2 separate regions of the Mus musculus genome follow, and region 2 is linked to region 1. Evidence: chromatin loops called from intact Hi-C (ENCODE). Cell type or tissue: gastrocnemius. All regions are shown on one strand.

Evidence for each region. Peaks named below come from ENCODE experiments on the same cell type or tissue, not always from the same donor. Only the 100,000 strongest peaks of a DNase experiment are listed, where the experiment ranks them.
Region 2: it touches region 1 in a loop (6-fold over the local background); 23 of 42 quality-filtered maps call a loop at or near these places.

Annotation. Positions count from the first base shown.
Region 1 is chr15:101,335,369-101,343,368 of GRCm38, forward strand. No RefSeq gene overlaps it. Among named protein-coding and RNA genes, the nearest start is that of Gm35853, 19 kb to the right of the region's middle. In gastrocnemius, CTCF peaks have their summits at 4,337 (motif pointing right) and 6,599 (motif pointing right); DNase peaks (open chromatin) are centred at 4,371 and 6,611; H3K4me3 peaks cover 499 bases; H3K27ac peaks cover 3,292 bases.
Region 2 is chr15:101,492,986-101,500,985 of GRCm38, forward strand. No RefSeq gene overlaps it. Among named protein-coding and RNA genes, the nearest start is that of Krt83, 5.5 kb to the left of the region's middle. In gastrocnemius, a CTCF peak has its summit at 4,413 (motif pointing left); no DNase peak of the experiment used is centred here.

The DNA of each region.
Region 1 (8,000 bases):
CCAGGCATGGGTCTTCTGTAAGAGCAACAAATGTTTTTAACCATTGAGGTACCTCTCCAGCTCCTCCCCACTTAAAAAAAGAGATTTATTTATTTATTATTATATCTAAGTACACTGTAGCTGTCTTCAGACACACCAGAAGAGGGCATCAGATCCCATTACGAATGGTTGTGAGCCACCATGTGGTTGCTGGGACTTGAACTCAGGACCTTCGGAAGAGCACTCAGTGCTCTTAACCACTGAGCCATCTCTCCAGCCCAGCCTCTCCCTTTTTTAAATTAAAAGATTTCTATTATATTTATCATTGTTGTTATTGTTAGTGTGTGTGTGTATGTAGCTCAGGAGATACATTTTGGGAGTTGTTTTTTCCTCCCACCATGGGCTTTAGGACTTGAGGCTCCATCTTGCTGGCCTAGATTGCTCAGCATTTTGAAATACAGTTGCCAGATGTCGGGGGTTGGGTGGGAGGTGGGGGTGGAAGGGTGGGTGGGGTAGAGGGATGGGGGATGGGGGTAAGAAACCCATGAGAACCAAGGCCACAGGATTGGGGGATATCAAGGGTGTGTGTGTGTGTGTGTGTGTGTATGTGTGTATCCATGCACACATGCATGGGAGAATATGTAGACCTCTGTGTGTGTGAATGGGAAACTGGGAAGGCCCAGGGCTGAGGTGCTGGCTGATCGCTTATAAAGTTCTCTTTGTTCACACAGAGTTTGGATCTGCTTATCTGAGAGGTGTTGGAGGGTCTAGGGCCAGGACCCAAAGGACCTATGGGGAAGACCTGTCAGGGTTGTGTGTGAGGGTGGGGGAAGGAGGAGCCTCACTAGTGAGTTTGAAGTGGATGAGGGTCAGGGATCAGTACTGGCCGCCTCCTGGGCAAAAGGTTTCCCTGAGCCATAGTAGGGTAGTGGAGACATCGTGGCTAGTGTGGTGGGTGAGTAGGGGGCAGTGAGGGTGGAGACTAAGAACCTTGGCAGGTAAGAGGGTAGAGGTCAAGGAATGCCTTTGTAAGCTCCTGTATTCATCCTTCCCACCTCCCGACCAGCAGGAACTGTCTAATGAGTGATTGATGAGGGTGGTGGGACCAGGGGAGGCTCTCTGGGACTGGGGTACAGGTAGCATCCTCCTTCTTGTGCTGAGACTCTCAGGTCCATAGCAGCCTGCAAGGGGAGGTTCCATTTCAGCTTTGGGAAGCTCCTTCCTTGTCCCGGGCGCGGTGCCCTGGAATGCTGTGCTCAGATGTGGCGGCACCGCCCGCGTCGCGTCCAGTCCCGTCCTGTCCCGTCCCATCTTGCCCAGTCTGGGCCGCCCTGAGCAGCCTCCCTGCCCAGGCACGCGGACCACCGCAGGTGGATACCAGGTGTCTACAGGAACAGAGGTTGCAAGCTCCGCCCCGGGACCTGCCCTCTGCCATGCCCCCACAGGGGTACCTGAGGCTTAGCACCCCGACTCTGTCAGGGTCTCTGGCTCACTGTTTTAGTTGGTGGCTTCTCTATGGGAAGGAATCCTGGAGGCATGAGTCATGCCCTTACTGCTTTTGAAGCCTCCCATATTTCCGGCCTCAGTTTCTTCCTGTTAAGAGGGTCACGATCCTGGCTGCGGTTGTGCTAATCAGGAGAAAAAAGGCTTGTCTGTGCTTCCGTCCATGCTCAGCTCCTTACAAAGGGTCCTTTCGTAGTGTCTTAATCCTCCTTCCTTCCGTGGGCTGTGGTTTTCAGGCTGGGGGTAGAGAACTGGACTGTATTGAAACAGAAACCTTGGTCTGTGCTGGTAAGCTGGTCTGGCCTTTCCTATCTGGAGGCTCTAAAAGGAAGCTGGGAGCAGGCTAGAGGGGCCTGAGGAATGCTTACCCAGGCCCCTGCTTTTCTCTGCTCTTGGCCTGCAGGGCTGAGCCAGAGTGGCTATGGGCAGGCACCCACCAGGCCTTTGGAGGTAGAGACTCAAACTAAAGAGCAATCTTAGGTAGCATAGTGTGGTGGCCAGAGGGGAGCACAAATGTTATCTTCATTTGACAGCTGGGTAAACTGAGGCTGGAGTTCCTCCAGGTAGGGGCCTGAACTAGATCCTGTGCCAGTACTGTTCCCTATTTCTGTCTCCCATGGTAGGCAGGTGTAATGTCATTACCCAGATCCATGGCTGGCTGCGATAATGCTTCCCCCTGATCCACCAACCTGCTGGGAAGTTCCAGAAGGGACTCTGTTATTTCTCAGGTTGGCCCTGGAGAGCTGCTCCTTCCAGGAGAGGGAGTTCCATGAATTTAGGGTACATGGCCCCTCTCCCCATTTTTCTCCCATTTCACCAGCTGGGCAGTGTACTTAACAAAGCTCAGAGGGAGAGGTCTACCTTTGTCTGCTAATGGGGTTTGGTCAGCCTGCTTCTACTGCTTCTAAGCTGTGTGGCTTAGGCCCTTTCTCTGCCTGGCCTTCAGATTCTCTCTTAAGATGAGCAGGCAGGGTACACTCATGGTTCTGGGATGTCACCCCTCGAAGGAGGGCTGTGCCCTAGAGTTAAGGTGAGGTTGCCCAGTTAAGGTGAGGTGGCCTTGCTCATTTATAGAGGGAGATGGACCAATGAGGGTAGTACTGGCTATCTTGTGGTCCGTTTACTTCAGAGGACAGATGAAGAGGTGCTGGGCATGCCATCATGCCTGTCAGAGCATTAGGGGAGGGTCTCCGACAAGTCATTTGGGACCTGGTGTGTTGGGAGTGTTGTGACTGATATAAAGCCTCCAGGGGGTGGCCTTGAAGCCCCATAGACCTTGTGACTGGCTTGATGGCTCTGTGGCTCTGTGTCAGCACATGAACCATGGTCCTTTTCCTCTTGACACAGGACAAAGAACTCCTTTCCTCTGCCATAGGCCATAGGGTATTGGGAGGATATGTGCTTGGACCCCAGAGCTTTGCTTCAACAGAGCTATGGTCTTAGCATATGCAGCTTGTGCAAACAGGGAGGGGGTGAGCAGGCCGTAGAGTCCTCAGGAGAACCCTATGCTCCCCAAGTCTCACACCAAGGCCACAATGTATCCTAGGCTCCCCAAGTCTCACGCCAAGGCCACAATGTATCAAAGTAAAGCCTTTTGTGGCCTAGGGATTAAATGATCCCTAAGCTGTCTAGTTTGCACTCCTTGTCTGTGACCAAGAGGAAGTGGAGGCAGCAGGAATGCTAGAATCCAGCCAGGTCCTGTCCCAACAGGCACCAGAGGGTTGGGCTTCATGGGCTCTAAGCACAGCGGTAGCTAAGCAGCCTCAATAAACAGTGGAAACACACAAGTGCCCCCAGTGTGTGCGTGCTCCTGGTCACGTGTATACCTAGGTTGAGGCCACAGTGTTTCAAATCATAGATAGGGACCATTCTTGTCCCTTTCCAATCCTGTCACAAACAGGCCTGGGATGTGTTCTGTCAGTCACAGAACATTTGTGCTGTACCTGGCCAACCACACACATTATCCTCTTCAGTCCCTATAGCCCTGGATGCAGGTAACCTTAGTACCCATTTTCAAAGATGGGGAAACTGAGACTCTGAAAGTTGTACAAGCCCAAGGGCAAGGGCAAGGGCAAAATCAGGCTTCAAATTTAGTTCCGTCTCACTGTGGAATCATTTCAGCACTTTTGGGATGTGTGCATGTGAGCAGTGACCAGGGTATGTGCACACATTTGCAGAGATGGTTGCTATGCTGGTGGCCGGTGTCTGTAGGATGCCTCCATTAAGATGTATACACTTATATGACCCATAAAGCCCAAATGCATATGTTTGTGTATGCGTGTGTATACATGTGTGCAATGCATGTCTATATTCACTAGTGCAAATGTGTGATGTGTGTGTACTGTGCCATGTGGTTCTCTCAACCTCCCTGTCAGCCCATGTGCCTTCTCTCCCTTCTTGGCTCTGGACACAAGTGGAATACCTTAATATGTTTCATGGAAGGACTATCAGGCTGGTGCCACATGGGTTTGTGACAGCCTTGTAGACGGCACAGGAGCCTTCGGGAGTCCACAGCTTGGGCAAGAAATGCCAGATGTGAAGAAGAAAGGGGGTTTCTCAACCTCCAACCAGGGACAGAGATCTGTAATAGACTCCATTAAGGAGCCCTGAACCTGGCCCCTTTATTTCTCTCTTAGGGTTCAACCTCAGAACTTGGGACAATTCTCCTATGACCCTACAGGGGGCCCAGAGTCAGGGCACCTGTGGCTCTCAGCACAGATCTCTGCCAGGCAATCCACCTCTGTACTGGAGGCAGTGGAGGGGAGAAGGGAACCCCAAATGGTGCTAAGCCTCTTCTGTGGCTCACATAAGTAGGGTGTTGTCCCAGTCCCTAAGGTAAGGGCTCACTGTTCAGTGTGCTGGTATAGATGTGACAATGGACAGCAGGGGGCGCTCGGAGCCTGCAGATTGTAGATAGAGCCACAAAGGAAGGCAGGTGAAAGGAGGGTAGGACTGGCTCTGTGCTGTGTGTGTTTGTGTTGTGTGTGTGTGTGTGTGTGTGCTGTGTATGTGTGTGTGAGAGAAAGAGAGAGAAAGACAGAGACAGAGAGAGACACAGAGAGAGAGACAAAGGGACACAGATGTGTGCGTGTGTGCGTGTGTGTGTGTGTGTGTGTGTGTGTATGTGTGTGAGAGAGAAACAGAGAGAGACAGAGAGAAAAAGGGGGAGGGGAGGGAGAGGGGGAGGGGGAAGAGGGAGGAAGAGAGAGACACAGATGTGTGTGCACGTGTGTGTATGTGTTGTGTGTGTGTGTGTGTGTGTGTGTGTGTGAAAGACAGACAGAGAGACAGAGACAGAGAGACAGAGACTGAGTGACTTCTCTGTGTCTTAGCTGTGCTGACCCTAAAGTCTGGGAGTTGGGGTGTTTGTACCTTGGCTCTGTTTGCTTTCCTTTGGGCAGAAATTAAGTGGCTACTGTGACAGCCATCAGACTCAGATATCTTAGCAGACACCCTGAAAGCTTAAAAAAAAAATGGAAGCAAGCCAGCAGAGGAGGGGTGATCTTTTATTTCTGAGCAGAGGCTCTGGCAAGGGACCTGGAGACATCACCCACATTCCTCCTAGGACAGCTGTGTAACCCTTGCCCTTTCCCCTGCAGATCCAGAGTCGGATACCTTGTCAGAATGTCATATAGCCTTTGATATTCAGCCGTGCTTTCTCTAGTCCCATGCCTTCAAGTCCAGAAAGCACCACAGGTTCTCCCTGCTCGAGCCTGCCTCCTTCAGTTCTAGGGTGACTTTCTGGGCTTCCTAATCCCCAGAGAGTGACAGGTGTTCCCCTTTCTCTTTTGTGTCTTAGCCAACCCCCCATTAGCTCTCTGTGGGAAATCCCAAGTGTGGTTTCTCCTTTAAAATGCTTTTTTATCAGCACACATTAATCATACATAACGATGGGTTTCATCACATTTTCACACATGTATTGATTTTGATTATATTTTTCTTCTCAGGTAGCTTCCCTTCCACTTCCAGATCACCTCCCCTTTTATGAGCCAGGGTTTCACTGTGTAGCCTCGGTTGGCCTGGAACTAGCTATCTAGACCAGGCTGGTCTCAACACAAAGATTGCCTCTGCCTCCCTAGTGCTGAGATGGAGGGCATGTGACATCACATCCAGGTTTATGACGGGATCTTGAGGGGCCTAATCCTATGCTGTCTCTGTGCAGGTAGCCAGTCACAGCTGGTGTGAGTTCATAAGCACAGCAGCCACGTCACGCCAGGAAGTCAGCACCTCACCCCAATTCCCCAACTTCCCCAGGCTCTTACGTTCCTTCTACTTCTTCCCCCCCCCCAAGATGTTCCCTGGGCTTCGGAAGGATGTTCCCTGGGGTCTGGATGATACAGACGTCCCATTTATGCATGGGTATCCGATGGTCATTTCTTCTCTCTGTTCTTGACCAGGCATCAATCTTCACAACTATGGCTGATCATTGCAAAAAGAAGCTTCTCTGACTAGAGTGGACAGGAGCAGTATTCTCTGGGCACAGATGTAGTTATTTAGATGGCCATTCTTGGGCACACCATGTCCATTTAGCAAACCAACAGCAATGGTTTCTCTACTAGAGTCTATGACTTCTTTGGCCACAGGCTTCTGACTGAGTTTTCGGTACCAGATGTAAATTCTCTCATGTGGAGTGGGCACCAGGTCCGATCTAGCACGGCCCCTTATTTTGTCTGGATACCAACCAAAGCACAAGAAAGAGATCAGCATGATCCCTTATTTTGTCTAAAGCAAAAGAAAGGGATCCAGGGAACAGGGGCAGTGGAGTTGCAGACAGTTGGGTGGTTTCTTGGAATGGGGTGTCCATGGGGGGTGGTGGTGATGTTACTCTAGACCTGATGCTGAGGAAGCAGATGAGCAGGGGAAGGGTTTCATGTGAGTTATACCACCGCAGCCACTGGGCGCTGTGGCAGCCATTCAGTGGATGGTGTTGGGGAGGAAACAGCGCAGGAAGGAAAGGGGCATCGGTCCTGAGTGACTCTCAGAACTGAGGTCTAAAATTGGAGCCAAGTATATGTAGGTCTGAGGCTGGCATTTAGCACTTCCAAAGACATCCCTAGCTGCTTTCTTTCTGCCTCTTTCCTGGAGGCTCCAGAGATGTGTTGGTTTTGCCTCTGCCAGGAGAGGGCAGTGGTGGCCGCTGTGCTGGTTGTCTGGGCTGGTCAACCTTTTTCTACTGGGGAGCAGCCTGGGTGACTGTGCCAGAAGGAAAGAGGAGGGGCTGGGTCATTTCTCTGGCCCTCACTTTCTCCAAATCTATCTCTGAGAATGAACAGGTAGGTTTAATCACTCCAAAGGACAGGCTACTGAGGCCTGATAGAAAGCCCATCTCATCTCCACTGGGGATTTGGGAAAGCTGGTAAGGGCTTGTGTTGGCTGTTAGCAGCATTATTAAGCAACTATTCTGTGCCAGGCACCATGCTAAATTCTTTTCTCATGCATCATATTAAAAAAAAGATTTATTTTTATTTTATGTATGTGGGTGTCTTGCCTGCACGTATTTCTGTGCATCACGGAAGCCAGAGGGTGTTTCATATTTCCCTAGAAATGGAGTTAAAGATAGCTTGTGAGCCACCTTGTGGGTGGCTCCAACCTGGGTGGGAATCCAACCTGGCTCTTTTGCTAAGATCAGCAGAGAGTGTTCTTAATCGCCACACCATCTCTCCAGCCCCCTTGCCTTGATTTGTAAAAGCTTTACAACAAATTAACAATGTAAGTATAGTTCAGCTCTCGGAGAATGCCCCAACCACTCCCCTGCCCCCATCCAGTGCCAGGACACACTCATCTCAGGTACTATGGGTGCAGCCCCTTTGGGAGGGGTGTGTTGTCCTGGGAACTCAGATAACTGACAGCTCAAGGTGCCAACTGATAGGCTGAAGACACCATACCTGGCACACTGGATGTTTTAAGCTTAAGAAGATTAGATATTGATGCCTGACATTTGGGAAGGGGTTTTGTGAAGGACCCTTTCCTGCTGTATAGCCTGTAACTGGGCACTGCGGTGGCAATGGGTCAAAACAAACAGCTTACCAATCAGCCTCATCTTCCCCTTGCTCCCTGCTCCCATAGGTCTCTGGGGGACTCATAAGCCCCCCAGGATGTCCTCTGTCATTCTGGTGTGTCAGCATGATTCCTAGAATAGCTGAAGGCCCCAACAAACAACCCAGATGGATGATAGGGGGATCTTTAGCTCCACTCCCCCCCAACCCCCGTCCCCCGCCCCTGGGCCTGTGTCAGAGACTTCATCTTCAGTGTCCTTACAACTCTGGAACGTGACTAGCCTGAGGCCCCACAAGGCAACCTTGATAGAGAGAACCTGGCACAACGGGGGCAGAGTAAGGGACATGCATGGATCCTGGCACTGCTCCGGGATCGAGTCCTTGAAGACGAAGACCCGCTTCCGCTTTCTCCGCCTCACTAAACATGCTCCGTGATGGTGCTCTCTGCATTTCTCAGCAGCTATGGCCCCTTGCTATCACCATCTATCTGCTTGCTCCTTCCACCAGAATTTGCCACGTGCC
Region 2 (8,000 bases), 160 kb after region 1:
CCCAGGCACACGTCTCTGGATGGCCTCTGAGGATGACGGCTTTAATGGAACCATTTCCTGAGTAAGCTTAAGCATGAGCTAAAAATAGCCCTCCACACATCCCACCAGCACCTCACCTTTTGCCCTTCCCTCCTTGGGGTGTGTGGGGTGTGGGCCAGGCACACCCCACAGGGAGCACTGTAATGAAGAGGAGGTGCTCTGCTTTAGAGACTTGTCAGGAAGCTGGACCACGCTTGCCTGCCAGAGGTACAGAGGAAAGGTCTCTTCTGGGCCCCACACTCGGGTTCCCACAGTTTTGAGGCCAAGGCATGGGTGGTGGGATAGGGGCTTCTGGTGTGAAAGACCCACCATGGGTTTGACCTTGAGGCTTGGGGCAGGTGGGACTTCTGCAGTTGCTGGAGGGAGGGAGAGACTGACTGACTGCTTCTTCATTCTAAGCCTTTACAGATTTACTGCTGCCAGAAACTCAAGAAAACACCAGCTCTTTCTCCCCCCTGCTCAGTATGGGAGCCTCAAGAATGGCTGGATCCACATGGCACTGGTTGCTTGAAGTGTGGAGGGGTATAAGGTGGTGAGTCTTTCCAGAAGTTCTTCCTCGATGCTGTGTAACAACACCATTGTTCTCTGGCTAGCTCATCTGTCCCAGTCCTGGGGCTGGAATCAGGAGGGTTCTTTCTCTGAGGGACTCTGTGTAGACACACACACCTCCTCAGCTTGAGGAGCCATGGTGATGCTCATTCCTGTCTAGCTTTGTGGCGTAGACTATTCAAGGGATCATTTGCAACCAAAGATTTCTCACAAGCTCCGCCACGCAGGGTCCAGGCTGCTCTGGTCCCTTATGTGTAAAGCTGGAATGACAGCCAGCACATACTTTGCTGTCACAGGAGTAAATGGTCCCAGCCTAAGCCACCCCATTCCAACTCCATGCCTACAGCATGACTGGGTCTTGGTTGCAGGCAGCCAGCAAGGCCATGCAAACGGAAGGTGTCATGGGCCAGTAAGATGCCAAAGTACCACACCTTGGGTCAGCAGAAACAGCCCTGGCTTTATGAGGCGACCATCGCTACCTCAAAAAGCCCAAATTAGAGTTCACATGTGTAAGTGCCAAAGAACAAAGACACTGGAACCAGGGAGCCCTGAAAACAGACACAGACAGGAAACTATTGAGGGCTGTAGATCTCTCTCCTTCACCAAGGCTGGCTCTGCCCATCAGGTTCCAGCTGTGATTGGTTATGGCCTTGACCAAGGCCTTATAAACGCTCTGAGACTACCATTCAGTCATAAGGCCTGTGTTCTGTGCCTGCCCTGGGCTGTTGCTGGATGCCTGGGTCCCCAGGGAGTGACTTGTCTCAGCTGCCTGTTCCAGCTGCCTATCCCAGCTGCCTGTCCCTGCTGCTGGATGCCTGGGTCCTCAGCAACTGACCTGTCCCAGCTGCCTGCCCCAGCTGCCTATCCCAGCTGCCTATCCCACCTGCTTGGCCCACCTGCCTGGCCCACCTGTTGGCCCTGCTTAAGGCCTCTGAGTCCTGCCTGTTGTTCTGGGCTAGTGGCTCCCACCTGGCTATCTTGTGTTTTTCTAGCTGTAATCTGCCTGAATGCCTGGTTTCTTACTTAGTGTGCTCTGGCTTAGCCATTTCTTATCTCTGTGTCTCTATGTCCACCGGCCTTTGCTTTTATTTTCTGTCCTTGCTTAATTGAATTTTGAGAAACACACTCATGGCAAACATTAGTCAGAAGGTCTCCGTACACATCAGTTTCCTTAACACACGTTGTTCGACGTGGGCCTGTGGGACCAAGGTCTTGCCTGATCCAGGGCCTACCTGTCTGGTGCCTGGCTGCTTGTAGAATATTTCTTTGGGGGAAGCTGTTGCTGGGAAGTCAGAGAGCCTGGAAGTCATGAAATGCAGAGGTCTGAATTGGATGTGATGTAAAAGGTCTCTAAGGGTTCTTTCTTCAGCTGTAAAATGGTGTGGTGGCTGCCTGGGCTCTATAATGAACTAGCCAGCCTGTGTATGTGAAGTACAGAGATGCATCCTCCCCCACACTCGTACCCCCAGAAGGCTGGTTCAGATCTTTATGACCCCTCTTCTTTCAACGTTGGCCTCTCCAGTTTTACCTTCTGCTTGTAAACCCACAGTACAGGGAGGCCAGTAGGCCCTGCCACACATCTGACACCTGCATATTGCCAAATTTCTACACCCCTTACAGGTCAAAGAGGAATTTACTGCAAGCCGTTTGTCTTCTAGGAGCCAGCTGGTCAGCGGGGTCGGTATTCAGATATGCCCCAGTTAAATGGTTACTGGCCAAGCAGACCTTCAAGGCCAGTGTGGTAGCTGCACCTGCCTCAGCAGCTCAGAGGAGGAGGCACAGCAGCCTGAGGCTTGGAAGGATGGAAGAGCGTTTCAGAAAAGCACAAGAATGCTGTAGTTGAGTGGTTATGTGGTGGAGCTCGCATGACATCGCATCAAGAGGATGAACTGGGCCCATGCCAATGACGAGACGCTCATTGGTAATCTGATGCTTTTCTTGTCAATGCCATAATACATCACCGGAAAACCCAACAGGGAGAGATTTGTTTTGATCACTGTCCAGAGGACACAGTCCACCATGGGGGAAGGTGTGGTCCTGGAGCTGCTCGTATCCATGACAACAGGAGCTTGGGACTCTGCTTGCTCCATCGCAGCAGTCCAGGTAGAACAGAGATCAGGATGGAAACAGACAAGGTTATATCCATAAGCTCCACCCTGACTGTCCTACACTGGCCAGCTAGATCTGAGGCCCACTACGGTGTTGCCAGCTAGGGCCTGAACCTTGTAAATACCAGTCCGTAGGGGTCATTTCACACCAAACCACAGCACCCATTTTTAAGGGCGTGCGGGAACATACTGGAATCTGTAGACAAGAAAAGAAATCAGGGCCTGGGGAGATAGCTCAGTGAGTGAAGAGTTTTTGCTGTGCAAACATGAGGACCTGAGTTTGGAATTGCCAGCATCCATATAAAGAGCTGTGACTTCTGTCTTTGGGAGGTGATAGCCATTCTGAGAGCTCACTGGCCAGCCAGCCTAGATGGATCAGCAAACTCCATTGTATGCTCCTCCCACGAAGATATACCCCCACGGTGAGGCAGCCTTAAGGGCCCAGTCAGAGTTTACCATACTGTTTGGACTTTCTGTCTCCAAAATAACGAGAGCTGAAACCTTTTTGTTTATCCCTAACTAGCCTCAGGCACTTTGTTGTAGTAACGTTACCACATAATATGGATTGGCACATCCAGCAAATCGATACATCCAGCAATCCCACTGTAGCGCTCTTACAAGGAGAAGGTCATTCTCAGTAACATTGTTTTTAAAGAAGGAAGTTGGAAGTGAACTTAGCTACCATAGATTGGCCAGAGAAGATAAATTCAGACATGGTGATAAATTCATGACATGACAGAAGATGTGAAGGTAGAAGGTGACCAGAACGTAATGTGGCAAAGGTGATGCCAATGTGAAAGGCAGGGAGGGAACTGGGGACCAGGGCTCGAGATGGGGATCAGAATAGGAACTATGACAGGAACTGAGACCAAGGCACGAGTTGGGGATCAGGGCATGAGCTGGGGACCCAATGGCAGCTGGGGATCACAGGGGGAGCTGGAGGCCAGGGCAGGAGCTGGGGACCAGAGCAGGAACTGGGGACCAGGGCACAAACTAGGGACCAGGGCGAGAGCTCTCAGGGTGCAAGCTGGGGACCAGTGCAGGAGCTGGGGGACCAGAGCAGGAGCTGGGAACCAGGGCACTAACTGGGGATCAGAGTGGGAGCTGGGGGCCAGACCATTTCCACGGATGCAATAAACATACTGCTCTGTCGCCACCACTTACGTCATAGTGATGAAGGCATCCTACATGTTGCAAAGGGTTCCTTTGGTGGGCTGAGGAGACAGAGGAAGGAAGAAGGAAGGCGACATAGACATCCTGAGGCAGAGGATGAACAGAGCAATCCACTTAGCTTTCTACCACATCTAAAGGAAACCTGGCAACTAGATGGGGAGGAGCCTAGGAGACCAGTTATAGAGGCTGGGGGCCAGCCTGGAGTATCCCGTGGGTCCTGTAGAAGTACAGCTTATAAAAGCATTGGGGGCAGCTAAGACTGTTATAGGCTGGAGGAGGGAAGCCTGAGCTGTTTGGAGTTAAGTGTGTTCAGCATGGCTTCTGGCTTCTTATTCCCCAGGCTGATTCCCTGGAGGTCAGAACATGCAGGGATGCCACTGGGGGAGAAAAATGACATAGGGAATTGCTGGAAGAAGCTGCTTCCCATGTTCCTCAACCTGGGAGGGCTTCTTGTAGGAAAAGGGCTCCCTGCCCCCCCTCCCCCATGGTGTCCTTGGGAACTGGCTCAGGGGATCTGGCTCCAGATGAGGGAGCCCTCTAGTGGAAACATTGAGGGAATCCCATTCAGCCTTGCCAAAGGTCACTGGTGACTCACACAGCTTCCCTGCCCTCCTCTCTCCAAGGATACAAGCATGGGACAGGGATGAAGGTGGGCAAGGAAGGGGTTGCAGTGTGGGTGTGAGTGTGGGTGGGGGTTGCGTCTGTTGAGTGGAGGTGCCGTGTAGCTAGGGAGCTCCTGGAGGCAGGGAAAGGTCCATGGAAGGGTTTTTGCCACCTGAAACAGCTCTCTCCTGTCCCTAATGCCCCTCTGTTCATGCCTCAGGAATTGCCCAAAGCAAGGGCACTATTTTCACTCCATCAGTTGTTTTTCACATCTTTGTGGGCAGACCTTGGCCTTCTCTCTGTCCCTTAAGGGCCTCCACTTAGGTATCTCCTATGACCCCCCCCCCCTGCTTTCCTTGGGCCTTCACGTGGTGGGTTTTAAGATCGCAGGTGCACATGAACCCCCCCCCCCCACCCGGGTGCTGCTGGGCCAGCCAGTGTTTTCAGTAAACTGTGGGAACTGAGATGGTTCACTCTTCCTCTCTTGAAGTCTGAGCTGTTGTGTTTTATAAAAAGATAGAGAGAAGGAATTTGTTTTGGTGTTTGTGCAGTCAGGTGTGGAGGAAGGGGGTGCTTCCAACGGCCCATGCTGAGGCATCCCTTCTCCCTGAGGGACCAGCCACTAGTATAGTATAGTATAGTATAGAATAGAATACAGTTTATTCAGGGGATGGGGAGGGCAGTTGAGAGGGTAGTAAGACAGAGAAACACAGAGAGAGAGAGAGAGAGAGAGAGAGAAGAGGAAGAGGAAGAGGAGGAGGAGGAGGGAGAGGCTGGTCATGAACATGTGGAGAGAGAAGGGGGAGGAGAATGAGGAGAGATGGGGAGCAGGAGGGAGAGGTCAGAGCTAGAACAAAAACGCAAGAGAGGAGGGGGCATAACTGGAGTCAGGCATACCTGACTGTTGCCAGGTAACTGTGAGGCAGAGCCTAGATAAAATGCTAACACAAGCAGTGGGGGTCTAGTTGGTTACTGCTCTGGACACAAGTCTCTATGAATGCCTCCTGTTATAGGTTGAAGGTGAACCGTCCCCTACTACCGGCTTATGTTTTTGAGCTCTTGGTTCAAAGCTGGTGGTACTTGGAGCTTTGGGAGGTGGGGCTAACTGAAATAAAATGGGGGAGGGCCTTGATGGTTACAGTCCCACCCTGGATCTAGTCCATTCTTTCTGCTTCCCAACACATTTGACTTACTGCTGGCTTCAGCAGCCACAGATCAAGCCACTCAGCCACTAGGCCTTTCCCCACCATGATGCACGGTATTCCCTGAGCCCTGAGTGGAACATCTCTTCCCATAATTCTATGAGGTGTTCTGTTCCAGCCACCAGGAGGTTGGCCAATCCCAGGCCTGAGAGTTCAGAAGGTAGTGCAGAATCACAAGCTGACTTTGGGTTCACCACAGAATCATCTGGAAGACCGACCCTGGGTGTTAGAACTGCCGACTGGGGCTTTGTGAAGTCTGTACTCTTGTAGCCATTCTTAGAAGCATGACCCTATTCCAGAAATCAGAGGCAAAGTTTCAACTGGACGTGCCACTCAAACCCCTTCCTTCTCTCCACACTAGTTATGTTCATGCTGCCTCACTGCCTGTTCACAACTCCCAGGGCTTTGTTGGGTGGGGCCCTGAAGTGAAAACTGCTTTCTTTTGAAAGCCATTTATTTATGTCAAATGATGTGTTGCTGGGCCACACAGGTGAAAGGATGTTTTGTTAAAGCAGACACCGGAAACAATGTTTCACAGACACAGGGCAGACATGTGAAACAATGTTTCACTGAAGCAGACACAGGTGAAAGGATGTTTTGCTACAGCAAACACGTGAAAGGATGCTTGATGTTTAGATAGAATATAAATATGACCCACAGACAGTGGGAGCTAGAGCATTGGTTTGCCTTGCTCTACCTCACTGTTCTTCCCTACAACATACAGGTATTGATTCACCTTACATTGCATTGCTGAGCCTAGCTTGTGGTGACTTCATAGAAACTTGCCAAAGCACTGCTCCTGATGTTCCTGTGGCTTCTTGCTGCTTCCGTGGACTCAGACTGGTTGGCAAGCCTCTAATTTTCTTCTGGATTGAACTGTTCTTGCTGATTCATGTGTGGTGTCTGCTGAGTGGACTGGACTGCAGCTGTTGATTTGTGTGTGGTGTTTGCTAGTGTACTGAACGGAGGACAAAGATGATTGGAATCACTCCAGAAATCTATTTTTAAACAGGTCCACATCCCCCATATCCCAATACCCTTTCTTTCCCACTACCTCTGGTGGGTGGTGGGCTAGAGGGAAGGTTGAGCCCTTGTTAAAGTCGGTTGAGAAAAATGTATGCCACTGCTGGCTTCTTCTGCAGGACTTTCAGCCTGTATTGAATCTTGAGTGGAGCAGGGCTGTGCTGTGGAGAAGGCAGCTGTGAGGGCAACAGCCCCAGTGACTGCTTCTCAACTTGATAATGACCTCACTAGGCCATCATTCTGGGGCTCCTTCTCACTGGTGCTCCCCCAGCCTTTGGTCACGTGTCAGCATCCATACTGCTGAGTGCTGGGGAGATCAACTTTCAGTGTCAGGTGTCTGAGATCTCCTGGCTTGAGTGTATGGTGGTGGAGGCCCAATGCACAGCTCTTAAAGCAGTTGTGTGTTCTGTGTGTGGTTTTGACTGCCAACCCAGGGTCACATGAAGCATCCACTCCCTCTCCCAGCCTCAGCCAGTCTCATGGTCAAGATTCTGGCTTACTCTGTAGATGTCCCCGTGCCTTAAAAAAGGCTACTTCAGTTTATAAATCTCTGGCATTTAAGGCTCTTGTCACCCTAAAATACAATTTACTTCTTTGAAAGAGAAGTGACTTCCTATTCGGGGGGGGGGGGGATCTTCACCTGGAGATGGTCAATGAATTTCTCAACAGAAACTCTTCACGAAAGAAACAGTGGGGGTGGGTGAGAGTGGGGAGAGAGGGGGACAGATCAAGAAAAATAAAGCAAGTGAGAGAGGAGGGGGCAAATAGCCCCTTTTATAGCGAGTCAGGCACAACTGGCTGTTGCCAAGTAACTGTGGGACAGAGCCTAGACTAAATGCTGATACCTGTCAATCATGATCATTAATGCCTAAATTGCCCTTTAAAGATGGAGGACATAGGGTGGAGAGATGTTTCCGAGGTTAGGAGCACTTTCCATTTAAGGTTAGAGGAAATATGGCTGCAGAGAGGGGTCAGTGGTAAAGACACTTACACTTTAAAGATGGAGGAAGTAGGTTGGAGAGACAGCTCTGAGTTTAAGATCACCTGCCCTTTAAAAGATTGATGAAGTAGGGCTGGCGATATGTGGCTCAGAGCTCAACAGCACTTGCCCTTTGGAGGAAATAGGGCTGGAGAGATAGCTCAGAGATTAAGAAAACTTGCCCTTTAAAGATGGAAGAAGAAGAGCTGGAGAGATGGCTCAGAGGTGAAGAGCAATCGCCCTTTAGAAATGGAGGGCACGAGACTGGAGAGGTGGATACATCCGAGTTTAAGAGCACTTGCTCTTTAAATATGGAGGAAACAG